Linked DNA regions of Homo sapiens: region 2 is linked to region 1. A link is a contact called in ENCODE Hi-C or POLR2A ChIA-PET data. All regions are on one chromosome and are shown on one strand. Each heading gives the region's core, a stretch centred on a gene start or an enhancer-like site at or near the end of the contact. The rest is flanking DNA. Distances are from core to core; before and after follow the strand shown.

Region 1 (3,667 bases), core at 753-3,252:
TGTAAATACGTGGACTTATCTTACTGTTTCTCTGAGTGGTCCTGTCTGTACTGAGTCCTTTCCTGGCCAATGCTTGGGCCTGACAGCATCAGATTTCTGAAAAAGAGAGGAAAAAAAAGTCATGGGAGAAGGGGGGCTGGGCAGAGGAAGGAAGCTCTCAGCCTCCTCCTCAAAAATAGGTCTCCAAGGACACTATAGCCATTTCAAACTCTTTTAGCTAAAGGGACCACAGCTGTGGGAGCAAGAACTTATATATATATACATATAAAAAAATAAAAATATATATATATTATTTTTATTTTAGTATTTTGGAGACGGAGTCTCGCTTTGTTGCCCAGGCTGGAGTGCAGTGGCACGAGCTCAGCTCACTGCAACCTCTGCCTCCTGGGTTCATGCAATTCTCCTGTCTCAGCCTCCTCAGTAGCAGGGACTACAGGTGTGTGCCACCATGCCCGGCTAATTTTTTGTATTTTAGTTTCACCGTGTTACTCAGGATGGTCTGGATCTCCTGACTTCATGATCCACCTGCCTTGGCCTCCCAAAGTGCTGGGATTACAGGTGTGAGCCACCGCGCCTGGCCCAACTTAAGTATATTTTTAAGAACAGAAAAAACCCACTTGCTGTGCTGAGTCCTGGCTGAGGCATGTCCAACATAGCAATAGTCCTGACTTTAGTTAGAGCTGTCCTCTTTCCTTTATTTTTTACATTACAAAATAATTCATTTCCATCCTGGCATGGTGGCTTGCACCTGTAGTCCCAGCTACTGGGGAGGCCAAGGTGGAAGGATCAGTTGAGCCCAGGAATTCTAAGTGACAAAGAGCTATGACTGCACCACTGCACTTCAGCCTGGGCAACAGAGTGAGACCCCCATCTTTAAAAAAATAAAAGTTGCACAATTAAAGAAATAAATACAATAAATTCATTTCTTGGGAAAAGATTAAACAATACAAAAGTGTGGAAAATAAAAAGCAAAACTGTATAAATAAAAAGCCTTATTTCCCTGATCCTAGTCCCCAGAGATAGTCCCTGTCTCAGTGTGGATTTTAAATACGCATATGGAGGGTCAAAGTTACAAATCCAATATGGCATCGGAAATGTAAAATTATGCCTAGACTTGTCTAGAGAGTCGAGCTGGATGGAAATGCTACAATAAATGCACATTTCTTTTGTAGTGGAAGAAATAAGCTATCTAGAATACAATACATACAAGGAACTCTTTTGATCAGGGAGGGCCTGAGGTTCAGGAGTGGCTGTGCAGTTTGACTCCTGGCTCTGAGCTTTCTCACTGGCTACTCAACAGGTCACTGCCAGGTAGTGTCCCACACCCAGACAGAGGGGTAACCAACCACCCAGTGCAATGAGGCTGCCCATCCTGGGGGAGCTGGATTGTTTGGTTTTAAAATGCCTGGGCTGGAAGTGCATGCTGGGATGGGGGGAAGCAAGCTGACCCGGGGCTGAGCAGGAAGGGCCCAGGAGCCTGCCTGGGAGCTCACCCCTCCCCAACCCTTCTCTTTAAAGCCACCATCATTCTTCCAACTTGTCAAGCCACACCAAGGCCAAGGGAAGCACAGCACCGGTAGGCTAGGGCTTTGGAAAGCAGAGGCAACAGCTGTGCGAGGGGAAAGCTCCGGGCAGGAGGCAGCCCTGGCTGAGTCTAAAAATAAAACCCGGCCTGACAGCCTGACAAAGGGGCTCTTGTCAGGCGCAGCAAGAGGGGCTGTCCTGGCCGCCCTTGTGAGGCTGTTCTGGGGCCATGTGGGGAATCCCTCCCTTTCTGCCTTTGGGGTGTCATTCTCCAACGGCCTCTTCAGGTGGACCAGGCTGTCCTCAGTAAACAAGCCGCCTCAGCTGGGGGTTTAAAGATGGATCGGCCGCGCCACTGCACTCCAGCCTGGGCGACATAGCGAGTATCCGTCTCAAAAAAAAAAAAAAAAAAAAAAAAAAAAAAGATGGATCGGCTGTGGTACCTTTGTGTACAGACTCTCCTGTCTGCAGTGAAAGTGAAACCGGGTACACGCCCATCTTGCTCTTCAGAGATGGGCGATCTGCCTGTGCCATACTAGAACAGCAGCTCCAGATAGGCAGGGATGAAACACATCCGTCTTTGGGAAGGAAGAAGGAGTGCCGCTGTGTTTCCCCATTTTATAAAAAGGAGCCCTTGGAACCGATTTGCTCTCAAGATGTTGTCAGCTCCAGGCCAAAGTGGGCTCCCCACAAAGGCAGTCCTTTTACTCTCTGCACCGCACAGAGCTCGTTTTCTGAGCCTGTGGGGTGGGAATATCCCGCCTGTGCTCCCCGGGTTTCAACTCGGCTGGTCAGGAGGAAGTTTCTCAGCTTTAAAATGATCAAATTCCTCAACGGATTGAAAAAAAAATGTCAATAGAAAAAGCAAAAACATCAGGGAAATTAGAAAATTAAGCACTAATGAGGAGCAGGAAACATCTGCTAGAAGGAATTCCTCTAGTATTTAATTTTAAAGGTTTTAAAAATGTGTATCTTTTTGGTGTAAATAATTTTAAAACAGAGCTAGCCGGCATCTCAATCTCTAGATTCAAACTTTCTGGCTCCAAGGTGTCACCATTGTTTGTGCTGCTCATCAGCTCACTGCTGCCCCCGCGTGTCTGATCTAAAAATCACAACACAGAGCTTGTTATCAATTTTATGCTTTGCAAATAAATGGAGAAAAGTCCCACCCACCCCCGCCCCCAACCTATTAGCTCCCATGACAACAAACGGTATAGAATGAAAGCAATGTTTTAGCTTGTTAGTGACAGCTGCATAACCCAGGTGAATTTTCAACAAGTCTTTCATTCGAGAAGATATCATTAGATTACTTTTTTTTTTTTTTTTTGCAATTCATTGAGCCTTTGCTGAAAGGATAAATTTAATTCTTAGAGGGAGTGGTTATGGTTATATTAGTGATGTAAGTCTTACTAATGATATCCTCTTCCTGAGAAACTACATGAGTTACTTATTGACCTGCATTAGAGTTTATTTTATAACATTACATAAAAACCCTACATTTAAGATGATTGAAAGTTTGCTTTCAATCACAAAGAGTCTGTGATGTGAGAGAATTTCTGACATAAGGCTCAAACATTAACCAAAGGGCAGCTTCTTTGTGTTCACCTGGTACCTTTGTCTGTAGTGAGCAGATTGGATCACTGTTTTGATGTGAAACTAGTCTGCCTCTGTGATTTCTACTGAGGACCAATTTTTCCTATTTCTTGCTCATCTATGTAGTTTATCTGAGCCACTTTTTGCTTTATAAAAACTGGGACCACACAGAATATCATGCTGCTCTAGAGGCAATTTGGAAAGTGCCTTCCATCCTGAATAGATCAGGGGGACTGCTTCTTTATGCAGAAAGGACACAGTCCCCTCTTCAACATTACCTGTATGGAAGAAATGGCCACTTGTTCCCAATACTCACACCAGAATCTTCCTATATATACTTTAGTGAGACTTCCCAAAGTCATCCACTAAAACCTGAATGCCATTTATGGATCTTAATGATCTTTCACTGTTCAATCTAAAAACAGCTCTGGAAGAGAGGGCTGAGGCTTTACCTCCTACCAAAGCAATCAAACAAGTCTGGTTAAAGTCAGTGCCCACATAGGGCCTATGGGGGCAGATTCTTTTAGATCCAACCCCAGTGTACTCCCAA
Region 2 (3,667 bases), core at 497-2,996, 460 kb before region 1:
TTAATAGACTGAGTATACCAATAGGAAATACCTTAGAAGTTTAAAAATCAACAATGCCAGCAAAATTGAATTGTCTTACATTCCTATACTATCAAATTGTAATGGTCCTTGAAAACCCAGGTCTACAGGTGGGAGAGAAATTATGGGGAAGAAAAATAAATATCCCACAGCATCTCTAAAAGTGAATGCCACCTTACCTGGCACTTTTGTCTCTGCTTTCTAGTTCATTATATAATTAGTGACTTGTGCACAGATATCCCATTTGTGTCACTGAAGTCAAAAGGCTATGAAGTAAGATATAACCATGTCCCATGACATTCTTTTAACATAACATGACTCACTTTATTTCTTTCATCCCTAAAAATTCACTTTAAAGAAAAAGTGGATCCCGGAGCAGTGGCTAGAACCTGTAATCCCAGCTACTCAGGAGGCTGAGGCAGAAGCATGGCTTGAGCCCAGGAGTTCCAGGCTGCTGTGAGCTATGATCACATGGCTGCACTCCAGCCTGGGAGACAGAGTGAAACCCTGTCTCGAAAAAGAAAAAAAAGGAAAAGTGAATCAATTACCTTGAGCATTCGGATTTCCCGAAGGGCAATTTTCTTTATGACAGGGTCATCTTCTGATTCCAGAAACTTCTTGATGGCCACAATCTGACCCGTGTCCCTGTTTCTACATTTGAAAACAACTCCATAGGATCCTTCTCCAATTTTCCCAATTTTTTCATACTTCTCCATCATAGAGGAATAAATCTTCTTAAAATGGATCTTCAGCCGAGAATGGTGGCTCACGCCTGTAATCCCAGCACTTTGGGAGGCTGAGGCGGGCAGATCACCTGAGGTCAGGAGTTCGAGACCAGTCTGGCCAACATACTGAAACTCCGTCTCTACTAAAGATACAAAAAATTAGCCGGGTGTGGTGATGGGCGCCCGTAGTCCCAGCAACTCAGGAGACTGAGGCAGGAGAATCGCGTGAACCTGGGAGGCGCAGGTTGCAGTGAGCCGAGATCGCGCCACTGCACTCCAGCCCGGGCGACAGAGCGAGATTCCGTCTCAAAAAAAAAAAAAAAAAAAAAAAAAAAAGAAAGAAAGAAAAGAAAAGAAAGGATCTTCACATAGTTTGAAAACGTCGCTTATAAAATATTGGCACCAACGGACTGCACTAGAGCCCCACCCAACGATGAGTGTTTGTCACGGTCCTAGAACAGAACAGCACATGTTAAGGAATGAAGAGTGTACCCGTGTCGGCAATGGCAACGCGATCAGGAGTAACAGCCTAGAGTTAGCTGCCTCCAGTAACCCGATTTTAATCGCCCGTTAAATACCCTGTAAGTTAAAATGTAACTTGCCATCCTAAAACGAGCCGAGCTGTAAGATAAGCTATCTTTTTAACGTTATCGTTCATCCGATCTAAGACACCTGAGCTGGCTGGAGTACGGGGAGGGCTAAGGGCTTCCCCGGTTCTAATTTCGGGTCTCATTTCCCTGCGGCAAGAAGACACCTCCCGGCTCCCCGCGGAGGCGGCGGCGAGGCTTGGCCGCAGGAGACCAACCCGCGCCCCGCGCCCCACGCCCCCGGGACTGGGAAAACCCTCCCGCGCCCGGACGTGCACCTCAGCCGCGCCGCGCAGCATGGAGCGGTGCCACGTGTTGGCCAGGGACGGCCCGCGCCTCCTTGCCCGCCCGGGACTCACGGCGCCGCGGCGGTCAGGGACGGGCCTGGCTCCCGCCTCGCCTTCTTCCGCCCAGCTCGGCTCGGCGTGGCTCGGCCCGCGATCCCTATGGGAACCGGCTCCCGCCCCGGGTCTGCCTGGGCGGGGCCGCCGCGCCCCAGCTTCCCACCCCCGGCCCGGCCCAGCCCGGCCGCCCTCCCGGCTGCAGGGAAAGGCCTCGGAGGGCCGCCCTCCGTCCATGGGAGCTGTCCTGACCGCGGGCCGAGTCCTGCTGCCGGGAGAGCAGACCTGCTAGATTTGCAAACTTCCGCAGGCCGTGCAAAGCGCAGCTGTAACCGCGTCTGCGGAGCAAGACGCCTGCGCTAGGAGCCCCTCCTGAGCGGTCCACATTTCCCTGCAACAGCAGTCCCCACACCTCAGAACCGCGGTTATTCCCTTTGGTCCCTTGGAGGCATCTTCTGTGTCTGTGCTGATCAGTGCTGCGGCGTCAGTGAATGAATGAGAGGGAGAAAGGAAAGAAGAGGAAGGCGTGACTGCAGAAATTGCTTAAAGTCAGCACTTTCCTCTACAGTAGGGAAGGTTCCACGGCAGTCTTCTGCTGTGGGACTTTTCTGGTGTGGGAGGTGGAAGCTTACAGAGTCTGCCTTAATTGTTTTTGGTTCCTTTCCCCCATCTTTCTCCCAACGGACTCCTACTGCTCAAATCTGAGCACACTGGCGGGAAGCGGATGGACCTGGGGAAATTATGAAATCATGTCAGTTGCCACTGGGCAGAGTGCCTCACACTTTATCATCCGTCCCGTTCCCAGTGCCAGCATCAATGCGGGTACTTGTCCTGGAAGCAGTACCCGAGGAGAGAAAATTAACACAGTGTCTATGAAACAGGGGCCAATCCCGTGTCAAGCAGCATGCTACTAAATGTAAACCCAGGAAGGGTTCAGAAAGGAGCCTGGAGCTGAGGAGAGAGGGCTGGTGGCTGCCCTGGAAACCCAGTACAAGGATGGCCTAGAGGTGGTCTGTGAACAGAAATTGTTTGCAAATGGCAACCATTGATCTGTTTTCTGTCTCTATAGTTTTGCCTTTTCCAGAATGTCATGAAAATGGAATCAGACCGTATGTAGCCTTTTGAGGATAGAGGATCTCCCCCACCACCCCAACTCCAGTGAGCTTTCAGATGAGATTGTAGCCCCAGATGACAATGTAAGTTCAATCTTGTGAGAGACCTTGAGCCAGGGGCACCCAGCTAAGCCATACTTGGGTTCCTGACCTCTAGAAACTGAAATATGTTTGCTATTATGTTTTGGGGTAATTTGTTATGCAACCATATGTATCTAACACAGAAGCCTTTTATTAATAGGAGGTTGAGAAAGTTCACTTTCATTCCTAGTTTGCTTAGTGTTTTTGTTTGCTTTTTAAAATTATGAATGGATGTTGAATTTTATCAAATGCATTTCTTCATCTAGAGGTGATCATTTCCTTTTCCTTTCTTTTCTTTTTTTTTTTTAATTGAGAGGGAGTCTCGCTCTGTCACCCAGGCTGGAGTGCAGTAGTGTTATCACTGCTCACTGTACCCTTGAACTCCTGGGCCTAAGCAATCCTCCCACTTCTGCCAGGCCTGAGTAGCTAGAATTATAGGTGTGCACCACCTAATTGTTTTTATGTAGTCTGTTGATACGGTGAATTATATTGATTTTTAGATGTTGAACCAACCTTTTGTTCCTGGGATAAACCCAACTTATTTATGATTTTATCATTTTAATGTATTGCTGGATTTGATTAGTAATATTTTATTGGAAATTTTTACATTCATGTTTTGAGAGATATTGATGTATAGTTTTCTTGTAATATCTGCTAATTTTGGCATCAGGATAATGCTGATCTCAGAAAATGAGTTGGGAAGTGTTTATCTTCCCTTTTATTTTCTAGAGATGTTTACATTAAATTGGTATTATTAATTCCTTAAATGTTTGGAAGAATTTTTTTTGTTTTTTTTTTTGAGA

Evidence for each region. Hi-C counts contacts between places; a loop is a spot of excess contacts on that map. ChIA-PET counts read pairs that join two places held with the same protein, here RNA polymerase II (POLR2A). Pooled maps may share reads with other maps.
Region 2: a loop to region 1 is called in a pooled map, with 4 times the contacts of the local background. The contact joins the promoter of CDKL1 here to the enhancer-like site in region 1. A Hi-C loop is called at or near these places in 6 of 50 pooled maps. POLR2A ChIA-PET finds 5 or more read pairs at or near these places in 3 of 52 experiments (BJ, GM12878 and activated CD4-positive, alpha-beta T cell).

What each region holds. Positions count from the first base shown.
Region 1 is chr14:50,858,074-50,861,740 of GRCh38, forward strand. No RefSeq gene overlaps it. Among named protein-coding and RNA genes, the nearest start is that of ABHD12B, 12 kb to the right of the region's middle. Within about 2 kb of position 2,003, at least 25 of the 41 ENCODE cell types and tissues checked have a DNase peak (open chromatin) inside an H3K27ac peak, as active enhancers do; they include GM12878, where a contact is called at or near this core.
Region 2 is chr14:50,395,135-50,398,801 of GRCh38, forward strand. It overlaps CDKL1 (cyclin dependent kinase like 1), which reads right to left and starts at 1,747. Exons shown (of 10, transcript NM_004196.7): 1 at 1,690-1,747; 2 at 567-1,195. The coding sequence starts at 734. RefSeq lists silencers at 1,451-1,900, 1,840-2,065 and an enhancer at 1,659-2,158.